2 separate regions of the Homo sapiens genome follow, and region 2 is linked to region 1. A link is a loop called in an ENCODE intact Hi-C map of the cell type or tissue named here. Cell type or tissue: natural killer cell. All regions are shown on one strand. Links, peaks and the distances in the headings refer to the core of each region. The heading gives the core; the rest is flanking DNA.

Region 1 (7,035 bases), core at 4,108-6,607:
TCTCATTTGTAGTTTAAAGATAATTATTATACTTCACAGGACTGCTGTGAAGATTGAAGGAGAAAAATGTCTTGCAAATTGTCAGGTCATATATATCATTTAGTCATCTTGGTTTTCTGATTCTCTTCGTTTTTAGAGTGTTCTGGAGCTGAGGAAAGCACTATAAATTCTATAGTGTTGCTTCGCTACCTGTGGGACAAAATCTAAACTTCTTGTCCTGGTGGACATAAACACTGTGTTCTGGTTCCTGACTACTGGGGTCCAGCCTCATCTGCATCTCCTCACACTTCATCTTATAACTTGTAAACCCCCAAATATACCACAATAACTTGTAACTCCTCAAATACACCACAACTTTTCAAGCCTCCGCACTTGTTTCCTTTGTCTGATATGGCCCTGATCAATAAAATCTTTCAAGTCTCAGCTCCAACCTCTGCAAAACATTCCCCAGTTTTCCCAGGAAGACATATGTATTTATTCTTCCAATGTTCCTATTCAGGAAGTGTTTCTATTCAACATTTATAGAGCAAAGAATTATGTTTGGTTCTAGATATACAAAGACAAATGAATTATCTTTTTCCTTAACAAGCTTATAATAGTTACCACTTGTAAATACTTTTACTATAATTCATATCATATTTATTCCTAATCATCAATTTTATATTCCCTCCACTAGACTGTAAAGATAGTTCCCTGAGGGCAAGTACTACATCTCTTCATCACTGTATCTACAGGTTTAGAATGGTGCCTGGCACATAATATCTGAAAAACACATACTGATGAATGGGCAAATGAATAAATGATTGACTAAGCCCCTCCCAGGCCTGCAACATCCTAAAATATCCTGTAATTCTTTTACAATATAGTAGGAAAGAATATAGATCCTGGATGGACTATATGAATCTTAAGCAAAAAGTACCCTACCTTCAGTAAGAAGAATTTCTTGCAGATAAGTCACTGTCTACAGAATATACAAATTACACAGGATCCCTTCAATTTGAATACATCCCTTTCCTCAAAGCCATAAGTGCTCTTACAATAAATGACTGGAATGAGAGATACATGTTATAATGCTTGTTGTAGTAGGAAAAGCCTGGAGTTAAGAGGTGGAGACCTAGGATTTAGTCCATGCTCAACCAATGATGACCATGTAACTGACATCTTGAAACATCAATTTTCTTACCTGTTAAAAGAATCCTTGCCTTATTACACAGAGTGACTGAAAGGACTAAACAGCAAATATGAAAAATTTGTGCTCTACAAAAACATCAGGTCTGATAGTTACCTGCTGCTGGTACTGCTCCCATATGGACATATTCCCACCCCAATCTACTTTTCTTAACATGACACTCTCAGAAATTCCATTTCTTTTTTTTTTTGGAGACAAAGTCTCCTCTCTCTGTTGCCCAGGCTGGAATTTAGGGGCATGATCTTGGCTCACTGCAACCTCCACCTCCTGGGTTCAAGTGATTCTTCTACCTCAGCCTTCCAAGTAGCTGGGATTACAAGTGCACACCACCATGTCCAGCTAATTTTTGTGTGTTTTGTAGAGCCGGGGTTTCGCCATGTTGCCCAGGCTGGTCTCAAACTCCTGAGCTCAGGCAATCCACCCGCCTTGGCCTCCCAAAGTGCTAGGATTACAGGCGTGAGCCATGGCGCCCAGCCAGAAATTCCATTTCTCAGAACTGATCCTTGTATGTGTTAAAGTGCATACATGCATAGAGCTATATACCTTAAACATCTGCTATAAATTTTAAAAATTATAGTATACATACTTTTTTCATTTAAAAATATCCTGTACAAGATAGATTAAAGACTTAAATGTAAAACCCAAAACTATAAAACCCTGGAAGATAACCCAGGCAATACCATTTAGGACACAGGCACAGGCAAAAATTTCATGAAGATGCCAAAAGAAATTGCAACAAAAGCAAAAACTGACAAATAGGATCTAATTAAAATAAAGAGCTTCTGCACAGCAAAAGAAACTATCAACAGAGTAAACATATAACCTATGGAATGGGAGAGCATTTTTGCAAACTATGGTTTGCAAACCTTAACTATTAGGTCTAATATCCAGCATCTATCAGGAACTTAAACAAATTTTCAAGGAAAAAACCAAACAACCCCATTAAAAAGTGGGTGAAGGACACGAACAGACACTTTTCAAAAGACATACATGTGGCCAACAATCATATGAAAAAAGTTCAACATCACTGATCATTAGAAAATGCAATAAAAAACAATACGATACTATCTAATACCAGTCAGAGTGGCTACTATAACAAGTAAAAAAAAACTAATAAAATAAAATAAAATAAAATAAAATAAACCCCAGATATTGGTGAGGTTGTGGAGAAAAAGGAACACTTATACACGGTTGGTGGGAGTGTAAATTAGTTCAACCATTGTGGAAGACAGTGTGGTGATTCCTCAATGACCTAAAGACAGAAATACTGTTTGACCCAGCAATTCCATTATCAGGTATATACTGAAAGGAATATAAATCATTCATTCTCTTATAAAGACACATACATGTGTGTGTTCCCTGCAGCACTATTCACAATAGCAAAGGCATGGAATCAATCTAAATGCTCATCAATGATAGACTGGATAAATAAAATGTAGTATATATACACCATGGAATACTATGCAGCCATAAAAAAGAACAAGATCATGTTCTTTGCAGGGACATGGATGGAGCTGAAGGCCATTATCTTTAGCAAACTAACACAGGAACAGAAAACCTAATACTTCATGTTTTTATAAGTGGGAGCTAAATGATGAGAACACATGGACGCATAGAGGGGAACAACACACAATGGGTTCTTTTGGAGGGTGGGAGGAGAAAGAGGACCAGGAAAAATAACTAATAGGTACTAGGCTTAATACTTGGGTGGTGAAATAATCTGTACAACAAACCCCCACAACACAAGTTTACCTATGTAACAAACTTGCACTTGTACCCCTGAACTTACAAGTTAAAAATAAAATAAATAAGTAAACAAATAAAAATAAATCCCAAGTACAAATCTCAGGATTACTATACCTCTAAAAAAAGACAAAATTAATATCCTACTTTAAATATCATGTTTATTTAATTTTTCCTGTTCAGCCAATGAACGGGGACACAAAGCCCAAGAAGAATCGTGGAATCCAAAAGCACAAACCTTATATCAAAGAATAAGATGACAGAAGGTACCAACTCTTATTGTAGATGAGGAAACCAAGGCTCAGAAATTTGCCCAAAATCTTAGAGCAAATTAGTAGAAATAAAATAAAAATATTGTTATCTAGATATTCCTAGGCCAGGTGTACAGGTATTTCCAACTTTCCTTTTGGTTTTTCACTGATATTCAACAGCCTGGAGCTCATTAATTATCTTGTGATGGTTTTTGCTAAAACAAAATCAAATTCAGGAAAAGGTATATTATTCTAGTTTTTGAACTTCATGGTAGATTGAGAAAATAATTAAAAGTAAATAAAGTCTCCCGCCCTTCCTGAACTATTCGATACTAAAACCATTAGATGGGGCAGAGCAAGAAAGGTTTTTGTGCAAAGGGATTGCCTGATACGGGGTATCAGAGCCTAGGCAGGTAATGAGGACATCCACATGAAGAGAGTAGGAGAGTGTCCAGTGTGGGGAGTCAGAGCCCAAGCAGGGTGAGGAAAGCCTCTCTGCAGAACAGCAGCCAGGTGTGGGAAGTCAGAGCCTGAACAGGGTAAGAAGAATGCCTCTACGTGTGTGCAGCCCAGCAGAGGATAGCAGTGCCCAGGTAGGGTGAGAAGAACAGGGGGTAGGGAGGGGAGGACATGTGTTGGAAGATAGGTTACATACAGGGAGACTGAACAACTAAGTAAACATTAAGGTCAATGGGAGTCAGATTTCTCACGATTTGAAAAGGGAGTCGCAAATATGGAAATGAACTCTGTTGTTTAATTGGAACTTTTAACCGGACTGGAGATGTCAATGTGAATTCAGAGGTTTCAATAGATAGATACAGAAATAAATACACACAGACATATACACCCTACCCCTGTTCACTGAGAGAAACTCTCTGCAGCAAAACCCAAATAGCAATGGGTACACCTGGCATCCAGGTCTTGGCTTCTAAAAGGAAACAGGACTTAAAGAAATGGCTGATCCCAGGGTGGAGGTATGAAAATTGTAAGATGAACCCAGAATATTTTATAGTGCCAAAAAGTACTAAAGTGTTCAAAAAACAACGGAGACAAGTCAAAAGGACACAGAAAGCATTATGAAGGAGTTTCTACTGGCCAAATATGGAACAATCTGAAGATCAAAATAAATAATGAAAATAATTGACTATAACCCATAGGGTAAAATAGGAAACCATGAATTTATTTATATTGATATGAACAAATAAATTGAAAATGTAATGAGGAAAACAATATTTACATAGTTTTAAAGTAACTTCTTGCCAGATGCTTATTATTATAAAGGGAAAAACAGAAACTTCATAGTGGTAAAGATACGAAGTTTCAGACAGCACTTTAATCAGGTGAACAATGTGAATATCAACAGTAATGGGATAAATCAAAATTATGCAGTGCCCAGTGAGATGTAATGAGAACACAGCACCACTTCTATACCTTCTAAAGAAGTATAACCTAAATCTAACATGAGGAACCCCCGGACAAACCCCAAATGAGGGACACTGCACAAAACATCTGGCTTGTAATCTTCCAAAGTATTAGTCATGAAAGTAATAAAAGAACTGAGAAACTGTCCCAGACTGAAGAAGACTAAAGAGACAGGAAAATTAAGACAACATGTGATTCTGAATCGAATCTTTTTATTACAAAGGTTATTATTGGGACAACTGACAAAAATTGAATAGGGATTAAATGGTAAAAATGTATGTGCTAATTTCCTAACTTTCATATTAGGACATGTAGAGAATGTTCCTATTTTTAAAAAAATACTAAATTTTTTGAAGTTGTGGTCAACATCTTACTCCCAAGTGGTTCAGAAAAAAAAAAGTTATCGGTACTGTACTTGCAGCTTTTATGTATTTAAAATTGCTTTTTAAAAATTATTTTAAAAAAAGAAAGGCGGCTGCTTGATGAGGTCTATTAGATTAATTTATTGCTTTACACCAAGCATTACATTTAAGACTGTTTGGCGCCATCAAGTGTTCAAATACATGTATGTTCACTTTAATTTGAAAACTGACCCTACTGGATCTTTTCTTTATGCCAGGTACAGTAGATACTGGGCCAACACAGGTAAATAAAAGAACACTCCTGTTATCAAGAAGTTCATAAAATTTGATAAGAGGACAAGACAGATATTCATAATTCACTGTGATAATTGCTATAATAGAGATGACAACCACAGCAAACTCCCTTAGGACAGGAAGAGCGGTCAAGTTTAAGCACAAAACTCCATCTCTTCTACTTCCTGTTATTATGTGGTAGGCATATGTCAGGCAGCACTTTTCTACTAGAGTAGGCCCATCCACACATGTGGTTTTTCAGCTTTTTATTCATGAGGCTGGCTGCATAAATTTCACAGCTCCACAATGACTTAAGGAAATAGGGCTACGAAGGCCCACTTGGGCTGTCAGGCCTCAGCTTTAGGTGCCAGTACACTGTATTAGAGAAACCTCAGATTTGTGGGTCTTGGGCACTTGACAGTTATATACTTCATTTTCGTATCCCTCGTGGACACAGCTTTCTTGGCAGGGAACCCCAGAAAATAAAGGGCAAGTGAAAGAATTCAGGTACCAAAACCCCACTGTAAATTTGCCTGTTTTCACTGTATCTCTGTGTTTCATGTCATCTCTTAGAGCTGAACTTTCATGCCTTTCAAAATCATCTTTATATCCCCAGGGCCAGAAGCCTGCGGAACACAATAAATGTGTATTGAATTGAAAGCTGCAGCAAGAGAATAAAGTTTTAAAAGCACCTGGTCTTTGTGTAGCATTTATCTTCAAAAACCTTCATAAATGCAAAAAAAATTATATTCAATGCCAACTCTGAAACAAACTGTATTTTCATGAAGTCTTTTCTAAATCTACATGGTCCATCTTCTATAGTGGCTTTATCCTACTTGGACTGAGAATACACCACCTTTCACAAAGTTAATGGGCTATCTTAAGGCAGAAGCCAGTGCTAAATCTATTAAAGTTATTCAAATAAAACAATAAATAAATATCAACCTATTGACTTAGAAAATAGTTTCTTAAGGTTAATTTTTAATCTACTTCTAAAAAAAACTGAAAGAAAACAATCTAGAAGAAAAGAGACATATCAAAAAAGGATGTTTACTTTTCTATTTTCCATAAGCCCCTTCATCTTACCACCCTCAAATATTAAAAATAATCCCAACATTTTCTTTAATTTAAAAGTACACATTTGGTTGTCTCTAACCTGAAAGAATGCTCGAGCTTCTTTATACCTACACTCAATAAACCTAGAGTGTGGTACTTCTTCTACAAAGTGCATTGGATCCTTTGGAATGAGAACTTCCAGTCCATCAACAGTAACTTGCTGTAACTCTGGCCTGAAAACAAAAGTTAAGATTTATTAATGAGGGGTGGGGGAAACAGGGAGGGAGAACATTAGGACAAATACCTAATGCGTGCAGAGCTTAAAACCTAGATAACAGGTTGATAGGTGCAGCAAACTACCATGGCACATGTATACCTATGTAACAAACCTGCACGTTCAGTACATGTGTCCCACTACTTAAAGTAAAATTTAAAAATAATAATAATAATAATAAAAGATTTATTAAAAGGATTTAACCCAGAATACTGGCAGCCTCTTACAAATATCAAACATTAGCAAAATACCTAAACATCAAGCATAGTTTCATCAATTATGTCAGATATCAATTAGCAATTTTAATAAGACCTTGAAAAATCTGACATCAAACAGTTGAGTTTTAATTATTTTGGTTAATGTATTTATATATTAATATATTTGTACTTGTTCATACACACTTGGCATTTTAAGCAGAAACAAAAATTTTGTGACATAATTTTTAATTATCAGTTTACTTTTAGA
Region 2 (8,277 bases), core at 3,280-5,779, 270 kb before region 1:
AGGAAAGTCCAGGGTTACAGGAGACACAGAGGCAGTTGGGCTCAGACTGTAGAGGGCTTTCTGTGTTCTGCTGAGTCTAGGCTTTGTCTTCGTATAAATCACAAGGAGTCATTGTAGTGTGATCAGCAAGGGAATGACATGAGCAAATGTGAGCCTTGGAATGGTTTCTTTGGCTGCAGCATAGAGGAGGACAGCAGAGAGACAAGAGCAGACAGGGAGGCCAGTTAACAGAACATGGCCACAGTCTAAGCAGAGATGGACAATGGAAGCCCACTAAGTAGTGATAGTGGGGAGGAGAGGAAGAGATAGCTGGGAGAGAAGGAAGGAATATGCTCTTCTGGATAGTCTCATTACCCAGTCACCAGAAGTCAGTAACTCTTTGATTATGGAGGTTTAAGGAAGAGATAAGAATTGAAAACAATCTCAGAGGAAGAGCTGGAAACTGACTTAGCCAGGGGTCAGTAAGGCTCTGACTGTAGTTGAGTGCAATGTTGCAGCTCAGGGGAGCTGCATGAGTGGTGGCCCAGGAAAGGGGGACATCCCACTTGCATCAGCCTCCCAGGCAGTGGCCCAGGGAAGAGGACATCCCTCCCATATGAGCCTCCTAGGCGACAGCTAGCTGCTGTGGGGGAGAGTAGAGCCCAGGGAGCAAGGACCAGGAAGGGGTCACAGGTTGCATTTCCCAGGAAGCACTCTGAGATGGTGATTAGAGTGCAGGAGGTTCGCTTGAGTGTGTTCGCTGGATCAATGCCTACGGAAGAGAGGGGAAGGAAGAAAGCAGGATTGGGCAGAGGGAGAAGTTCGGCCGCAGCCTTGATGGAGGCCTCAGCCAAGCTTACAGTAGACTCTGAAACTACTATGGCCATTCAGAGTTGTTCCAGGTTGGAGAGCCAGGTTTAGTCCCTTATATCCTCCCACCAGTCATGGTGGTGACCCAGAAAGGGGCACGTGGCCTGGGTGAGGTGGCTGTCTTCCACAAAGGCAATCCCTGTAGAGCTACCAATAGGCAAAATCACCAGCAGCTGGGGAACCATGTCCTTCATTTATGAGGAGGGATCTAGGTGGCCACTGTAGCATCTACCACAGAAGAATGTGGTCTGATCACAGGGGGCTGGGCCAGGCCCCCAGCGAGGGAATTGGAAACCAGAGAAAAAGCCCAGGTATAAGGTAAAGCCACATGGTGGGGATTGTCTGGCCATGGAGGAGCCAAGGCTTCCTAAAGCTCTGTAAGTCACAAGCCAAGGGTAGCCGGACTCCTTCAGACCCATGGGATTACATCAAAGCCCAATAGATTATTATCCTCAGACACGACAGACTGAGGGCCAGGCCAGGGTCCCTGGCAGGAAGCTGGGAACAGGAAGGGGTAGCACTGAGTCATACTGTATCCACAATAGCCAAAAACCTGGAAACAACCTGCCTGTCCAACATGAGGGAGTGGTGGAGTAAATCATGGTGCCTCCACTCAAATAACTGTTCTATAGCCATTAAAATAATAAGGTGGCTTTTCTATGACATGAAACAGAGGATACTTTAAGCAGAGAAAAACACAGGAAATACCCAGCTTATCAGTGTAACTGTAAATGTGAGCTCTGCATATGGATGGACAATTGGCAGCATACACAGAAAATAAAATCATTGATTTTTGTGATTGAGGGAACATGGCGGTTTTTAACTCCTGTTATCATCATTCGTAATAAATACTTTTTTCCAGTCTTGGCCATCTCTCAACAGAGGAAGCTACGGATGCTTTCATGTTGGTGTGTGGCTGGATATATCTCATTTCACACTTACCATGACAGCTGCATGCTGCCCACCAGGCAGTCAGACCTCCAAGCCTGCTCAGATATTGCTCAGGGGAAGCTATTAACTATGTCTATGAGCAAAAGGGGTTCAAAAGTTGGCAATGAGGAAAATATTTTTAGTAGGAAAGAAAAGAAGGTTTTATGCCTCCCACACCTAACTGGTAGGTGGGATGTTGAACAGGGCAAGTTTAGATCAATATTTAAGGAAAGTCTTTGCCATAACAACTGATGGGCTATTTCCAGAGGAGTGAGCCCATTACGTTTGAGCAAGTGCTAAAAGCTCATTGGTCGGGGATGCTATAGTAGAGCTTCAGGGAATCAAAGACACTAGTCAGGAGATTTTCTAGATGATGATTAAAATAATTCAAAATTTAACTCAAGAAAGGTCAACTAGGGACCAGCTGGGTCAGCTCTTCATGGATTCCTAGAGGCACAAGTGAGATGGTCCAGGGTAGTCCACAGAGAAGGGCCATTGAGAGCTCTCTCCTCAAGCACCCATCTTGCTGTGGTCAACTAATCCGTATCTGTGCTGCAAAACAACCCAGACCTTCTAAAGCCTGAGTCATTCAAGAAGCCACAAACTTCCTTCTCTTCTGATGCTCAGGAGTTTCTGAAAGCACCATGAAGAAAAGCCCCAAGGTTAACCAAATGGCTCTTAATTTCAACCATTTTTTTCTTAAGATACTTTTTTTTACATTTATTTTAAAACCATGGTCAATGGCGTTTATATACAGACTTATAATGGAGTTGCATTACAAATAATCAAGTAGCCCTAAACCCCATTTAACACATCAAGTTGGCTTTGAATCTGTCCACGATGCCCAGAGGTGTTCCTTTGTAGCTTTCCTGAAGCCATTCAGCAAACATTTAGTGAACTCCTTGTGTGCCAGGAACTGTGGTAGGCATTGGAGACCCAGAGATGAACTAAGCCAGGAACAACTAGCCCGATGGCTAGACTGGTTAAGAGAAAGAGAGAGAGAGAGAGAGAGAGAGAGAGAGAGAAAAATGCTTAAAGTAAAATGACGGCTCATAAACTAAGAACCATGTGGGGTGAGCATCAAGTGTCAGAATTACCAAAGAGGAAATAGAGCATGATCTGTGGGGTTTCAAAATTCTTCAGAGAGAGGTGCCGTCTCACCTGGAAAGGGAAGGTTAGTAGAATTGCTCCAGATGGAGAAGGTGGCACAGGGGCGACAGGAGCTGCTATTTTTAGGGAAAGAAGAGAAAGGTGAACTCTCCCAAGGTGGCAGTAGGTTAAGGTGCATAAGCCTGGAGAGGTAAGGAGGGTTCAGATCATGAAAGATTTTGTATGCCAAGCCTAAGAGTTTCCATTTTATCCTGAGAGTCATTGGGAGACACGGGGGTTTTCAAGCAAGGATCTGATGGAATTTGTGGTTTTTACTTTAATCTGTCTGAGGCGGTAAGAGGATGGACCAGAGGAAAGAGGAATAAATGGTAGGAAATTATAACTATGTGTCATAATTTAATCTGTCTCATTTAATCCCCACATCATCACCATGATTACCTGTCCTTCACCTGATGGATAACTCCCTGTGACATATATCAAGATGGGGAATAGAAAGATTCCATGATATCGTTGAAAGAGCACAAAGTCTGAGTATGGCAATTCCTCAAGGATCTAGAACTAGAAATACCATTTGGCCCAGTGATCCTATTACTGTGTACATACCCAAAGGATTATAAATCATTCTATGATGAGGACACATGCACATGTATGTTTATTGAAGCACTATTCACAATAGCAAAGACTTGGAACCAACCCACATGTCCATCAATGATAGACTGGATTAAGAAAATGTGGCACATATACACCATGGAATACTATGCAGCCATAAAAAAGGATGAGTTCGTGTCCTTTGCAGGGACATGGGTGAAGCTGGAAACCATCATTCTAAGCAAACTATCACAAGGACAGAAAACCAAACGCCGCATGTTCTCACTCATAGGTGGGAGTTGAACAGCGAGAACACATGGACACAGGGCAGGGAACATCACGCACTGGGGCCTGTTGGGGAATGGGGGGCTGGGGGAGGGATAGCATTAGGAGAAATACCTAATGTAAATGACGAATTGATGGGTGCAGCAAACCAACATGTATGTGGTTTGTATTCTCCAGATGGAGAAGGTGGCACAGGTACGACAGGAGCTGCTATTTTTAGGGAAAGAAGAGAAAGGTGAAACCTCCAAGGTGGCAGTAGGTTGGTTGTGCCAACCAACCAATGGCACATGTATACCTATGTAACAAACCTGCACGTTGTGCACATGTACCCTAGAACATAAAGTATAATTTAAGAAAAAAAAAAAAGAGCACAAGGTCTGAAAGTAGATACACCCGATTAGAATTATGTTTCCTTTCCTGACCAGCTGTGCAACCTTGGAAAAGCCACCTAACCTCTCTGATTCCTATCTCTCCCAACTATAAGGAAAAGACAAGCATCTCCCAGGGATGCTGTGAAGACCTTGAGACAGAGATGTGAGAACTCTTGAGAAATCACAGAGCTCAGTGAAAATGCAATTCCTCCAACTGGAGGTAAACCCAGATTTGGATTCCATTTTTGCATTGTATTAAGAGAGTCTCAATAATGTATCATTAGACAAAATAGTGCCGCATGAAAGAAAATGTCTTTCTGTATTTACCTGTGTCCCCAGGCAATGGAGGTTGCGCCAAACCACACACTGCCACTAGAGGGAGCTCATCCTTTAGCATCAAAGAAGTCATTTCAGCTCAAACTCTCAAAACAGAGGTCCTCTGTTAGGGGAGACAGAAAGCTGAAAAAGGTCAGTTGGTTGGTTTCTTGAGGGGTGTGTTTGTGTGCGCGCGCGCATGTGTGAGTGTGTGTGTATGCTAGGGTATTCTAATCATTGTTCATCATCAGTCCCAGAGTAAAACGTCTGCAATTAGACTACCGTTCAATCCCAGTGCCTCCATTTCCTAGTGTATTAATTTGGACAAGTGACTTCATTTCTCTGAGCTTAAGTTTCTTCATCAGTAAAATGGTGAAACTCATGGCTACCCTGTGGCGATGATTTTATGAGATATTAATATTAGACATAGAGCCCCCAGTGAGTACCTAGCACAGCATAGGAATCCAGCAGATTTTAGAACCCCTTCATTTTCCCATCTTGTAAATACAACAATAATTTGGAAATATATTTAAGTGAAATTGAAAGGCGAAGTAAACAGAGCAGAAAGAGGCACAAAGGGATGCTGAATGTGCTTGGTGTGAGACATGGACATTCCTCGTTCTCGCATCTGTTTAGTGAAGGCATCCGTGTATGTGGACACCGTTTTATAAGCCCCATGGCTAGACTAGGCAGTCATGAACAGATGGGCAGCCAGGAGTAACTGCAAAATGAAGTGGGCATATGGACCGCAAACTATGGCTCCCTCTCCTTCTGTTGGAGCCATTCCTCTCAATTCTGGAGTTGTTACCCTGAAGTGGGAGGGGGGAAAATGTTATTTAATGGATTTCATGTCACTCTTACATTTCTAAAATCACTATATTCATTCTGCCTTGTATTTCCACAGAGCCACCTTCTCTCAGTGTTCCAGCAAGTAGCTCTCACAAAGGCTGTGCCAAAACCATGCCAACGCAACTGGTAGAAAAAGAAGATTTGGGTCAAACAACCAAGTTGCCTTGACCAAATTCCAAATATCAGATGAGTGAGTTTTCCTCTCTGAATTACCCATTGCTTGACTAAACTAACATGGTCAACTGGATCTTTTGATTTCTCTTAAAGGCAAAGGGAAGAGAGAATTCACATGTGTTAAGCACCATTGTGCACCAGGCTCTGTGCCAGGCACTTTGCCAACTCTCACATGACGATCACAACACAAAAAGGGGGAGTACCTATATGTGCTTTACTGAAGAGGTGCCTATGGCTCAGAGAGGTTGAGTAACTTGCCTGAGGTCACACAGCTAAGAGAGTGAGAGAGTCAACTCTGGAGCTCTCACTAGATACCAAAGTCTGAGTTTTTCCAATACATACTAAATACAATAAAAGTCTTTTTGAAAGCTCCCTCTAAAATGTCCTTGTGTGCTGTGCTCAATTTTTGGATTTCTACCCTCTCAATTTCCAAGTCTGTCCTCAGTTTTCCTTATTATAAAACTGTCTATTTAAACCACCCTCAAAGGTTCTTACCCTATTTATTCACTGTAACAATGCCCACAAAAGATAAGAAGAGTTTGTTTTATAAGCAGAGAAACTGTCGCTTGGAGTGACTTACCTAAGGCCAGTCTGTTGGCAAGTAAAAATTCTGACATAGAAAAACTACTTTCTCTCATGCAGAGATTCTGCCTCTAGACAGAGCTGGAAGAGTTCCACAGTGTCTCAACCTCTAAATGTATAGATCTAGATCCCAGGAGTCCAGCTTCAAATTAAAGCATCATCCTTAATGCTGTCTTCAACTTTCATCTCAGTACTGATTAAACAAGTCTTGAATTAGTCACCTCATCTCCATCTCCACTGCCAATGCCCAGGTCAGGCCTGGATCCCTGCAAAGGTCAGCCACCTGCTGACCCCATCTCTAGTCTTACCTCATCAGCCCAACACTTAACTGTCAATAGAGGGTTGGGTTCTGCTTAAATAAAATAATTCCATCAAGTTGCATGCCTGATGAAAAAGTTACAATGACCCCTCCTTCTCATCTCCAATGAAAGCCAGAATCCCTTAATCTGCAAAAGGCCCCCTTTATATTCTGACACAGGCTACCTCCCTAGTCACATCAATTTCACCCAACCCCCACTCCCCCACAGCTTCTTAACAAGGTAATTTAGTATTTTGGCTATAGCTAATACTAATCCATCCTTCACTTCTTCCTTTTAGTAATGAAATTCTTGAGTATTAGCCGAGTACAAGGGCTCCCTTGCAGCTGGATATGACCATGTGACTCGGTACGGGACAATGGGATGCAGGGATAGTAATGTGTGCTATTTCTGGGTTTTTGTTTTGTTTTGTTTTGTTTTCATTAAAAGGAAGCTTGCTTTCCACTTTCTATTCTTTCTCAAGGGTGAGAAAATGTACATGTTGATAATAAGCCAGCTTTGACCCAGGATGATGAGGACAACATTCAGGAGCTTGGGTCCTAAGGGTTTGTGGAGTATAACACTGTTTGTTTGGTTTGGGCTTCTCTGGAGATAAGGATTCCAATGCATTTATTTCAGAGGTGATTCCAGGAAACAGCAGGAGGGGAGTGGGGAAGTGAAACAGAGAAGATAAGAAAACCAATGATACATTACCAAGCCAGCTACCACTATGGGCAGCTGGATCTCAACCAAAATGGGAAAACTGGAGGAATGTGTTGAATGTGACTCTAAGCTGTCCTGCCCTGGGGGTAAGGGGAAGCTGGGGTACTTATATATACCAACACCTGCAAAAGTTGATTGAGGGATATTGGAGGAAGGGGCCATTTATTGCCTGGCACCGTAAGCCTGCTGCACCACGAGGCAGAGTGCTCTGGTGTCAGGGAGAGCCCTCAGGCAGGCACAGGTGCTAGAAGGTGGAAGTAGGCCTGGGTGCATAGAAATGGTGAATGTTGGGGTGATTTAGGTGGGGTACAGGTGTGTCTGTTACACCAACCCAACTCTCCATCCCTTCATCCTAGCTTGGACTTTTATGAAATAAAGAAACATTTGGGAGGCCAAGGCAGGTGGATCACGAGGTCAGGAGATCGAGACCATCCCGGCTAACATAGTGAAACCCCGTCTCTACTAAAAATACAAAAAATTAGCTGGGCGTGGTGGCGGGCGCCTGTAGTCCCAGCTACTCAGGAGGCTGAGGCAGGAGAATGGTGTGAACCCGGGAGGCGGAGCTTGCAGTGAGCCGAGATGGCGCCACTGCACTCCAGCCTGGGCGAAAGAGCGAGACTCCATCTCAAAAAAAAAAAAAAAAAGAAATAAATAAACCTTCTGTTTTAAGCCACTGTTACTTAGTCTCTGTTAACCAACCTAGCTTATACAATGATGTGAGACTGCTTGCATTCAAAGACCATCTCTGTCACTCACTAGATACAGGCGACTGAATCTTACTGAGCCTCAATTCTTCTTCTGGAAAATTGGTACACTTGTTCACTGGGCTGTTTTTAAGGGTACCTGGGGTGACACTAGCAAAGTACCCTGGCAGAGAGTGAGCAAGCTGCTATTCCTGTTTCTTTTCTAGGAGCCCTTTTCCAACACTGCTCTTAAATTTGCCTTGATAGTCCACATACTCTTCAGGACTGGTCCCTACACAGGCAGAACATGATGGAGGTCCCAGAGCAGAGCCAAAGAGTGTCTTTAGCAAAGTTTCAATCACAAAGATGTTACCCCAGAATTAAAAAAAAAAAGAAATAGGACCTGTAGCTAGAGCCAAAGGTCAATGCCAGGAAAGGGCAGCCAACTAGGAAGAAAATGACCAAAAGAAAGACAAGACCATGGGGAAGCCAGCAGAGCAAGGGGGCAATACTGGCATTTCT

What was found. Peaks named below come from ENCODE experiments on the same cell type or tissue, not always from the same donor. Only the 100,000 strongest peaks of a DNase experiment are listed, where the experiment ranks them.
Region 2: it touches region 1 in a loop (12-fold over the local background); 52 of 110 quality-filtered maps call a loop at or near these places.

Annotation. Positions count from the first base shown.
Region 1 is chr9:105,607,313-105,614,347 of GRCh38, reverse strand. FKTN (fukutin) reads right to left here. Exons shown (of 11, transcript NM_001079802.2): 7 at 6,397-6,529. Among named protein-coding and RNA genes, the nearest start is that of TAL2, 52 kb to the left of the region's middle. In natural killer cell, for the core only: CTCF peaks have their summits at 4,932 and 5,137 (motif pointing left); a DNase peak (open chromatin) is centred at 5,167; H3K27ac peaks cover 591 bases.
Region 2 is chr9:105,878,128-105,886,404 of GRCh38, reverse strand. No RefSeq gene overlaps it. Among named protein-coding and RNA genes, the nearest start is that of TMEM38B, 190 kb to the right of the region's middle. In natural killer cell, for the core only: CTCF peaks have their summits at 4,305 and 4,508 (motif pointing right); a DNase peak (open chromatin) is centred at 4,514.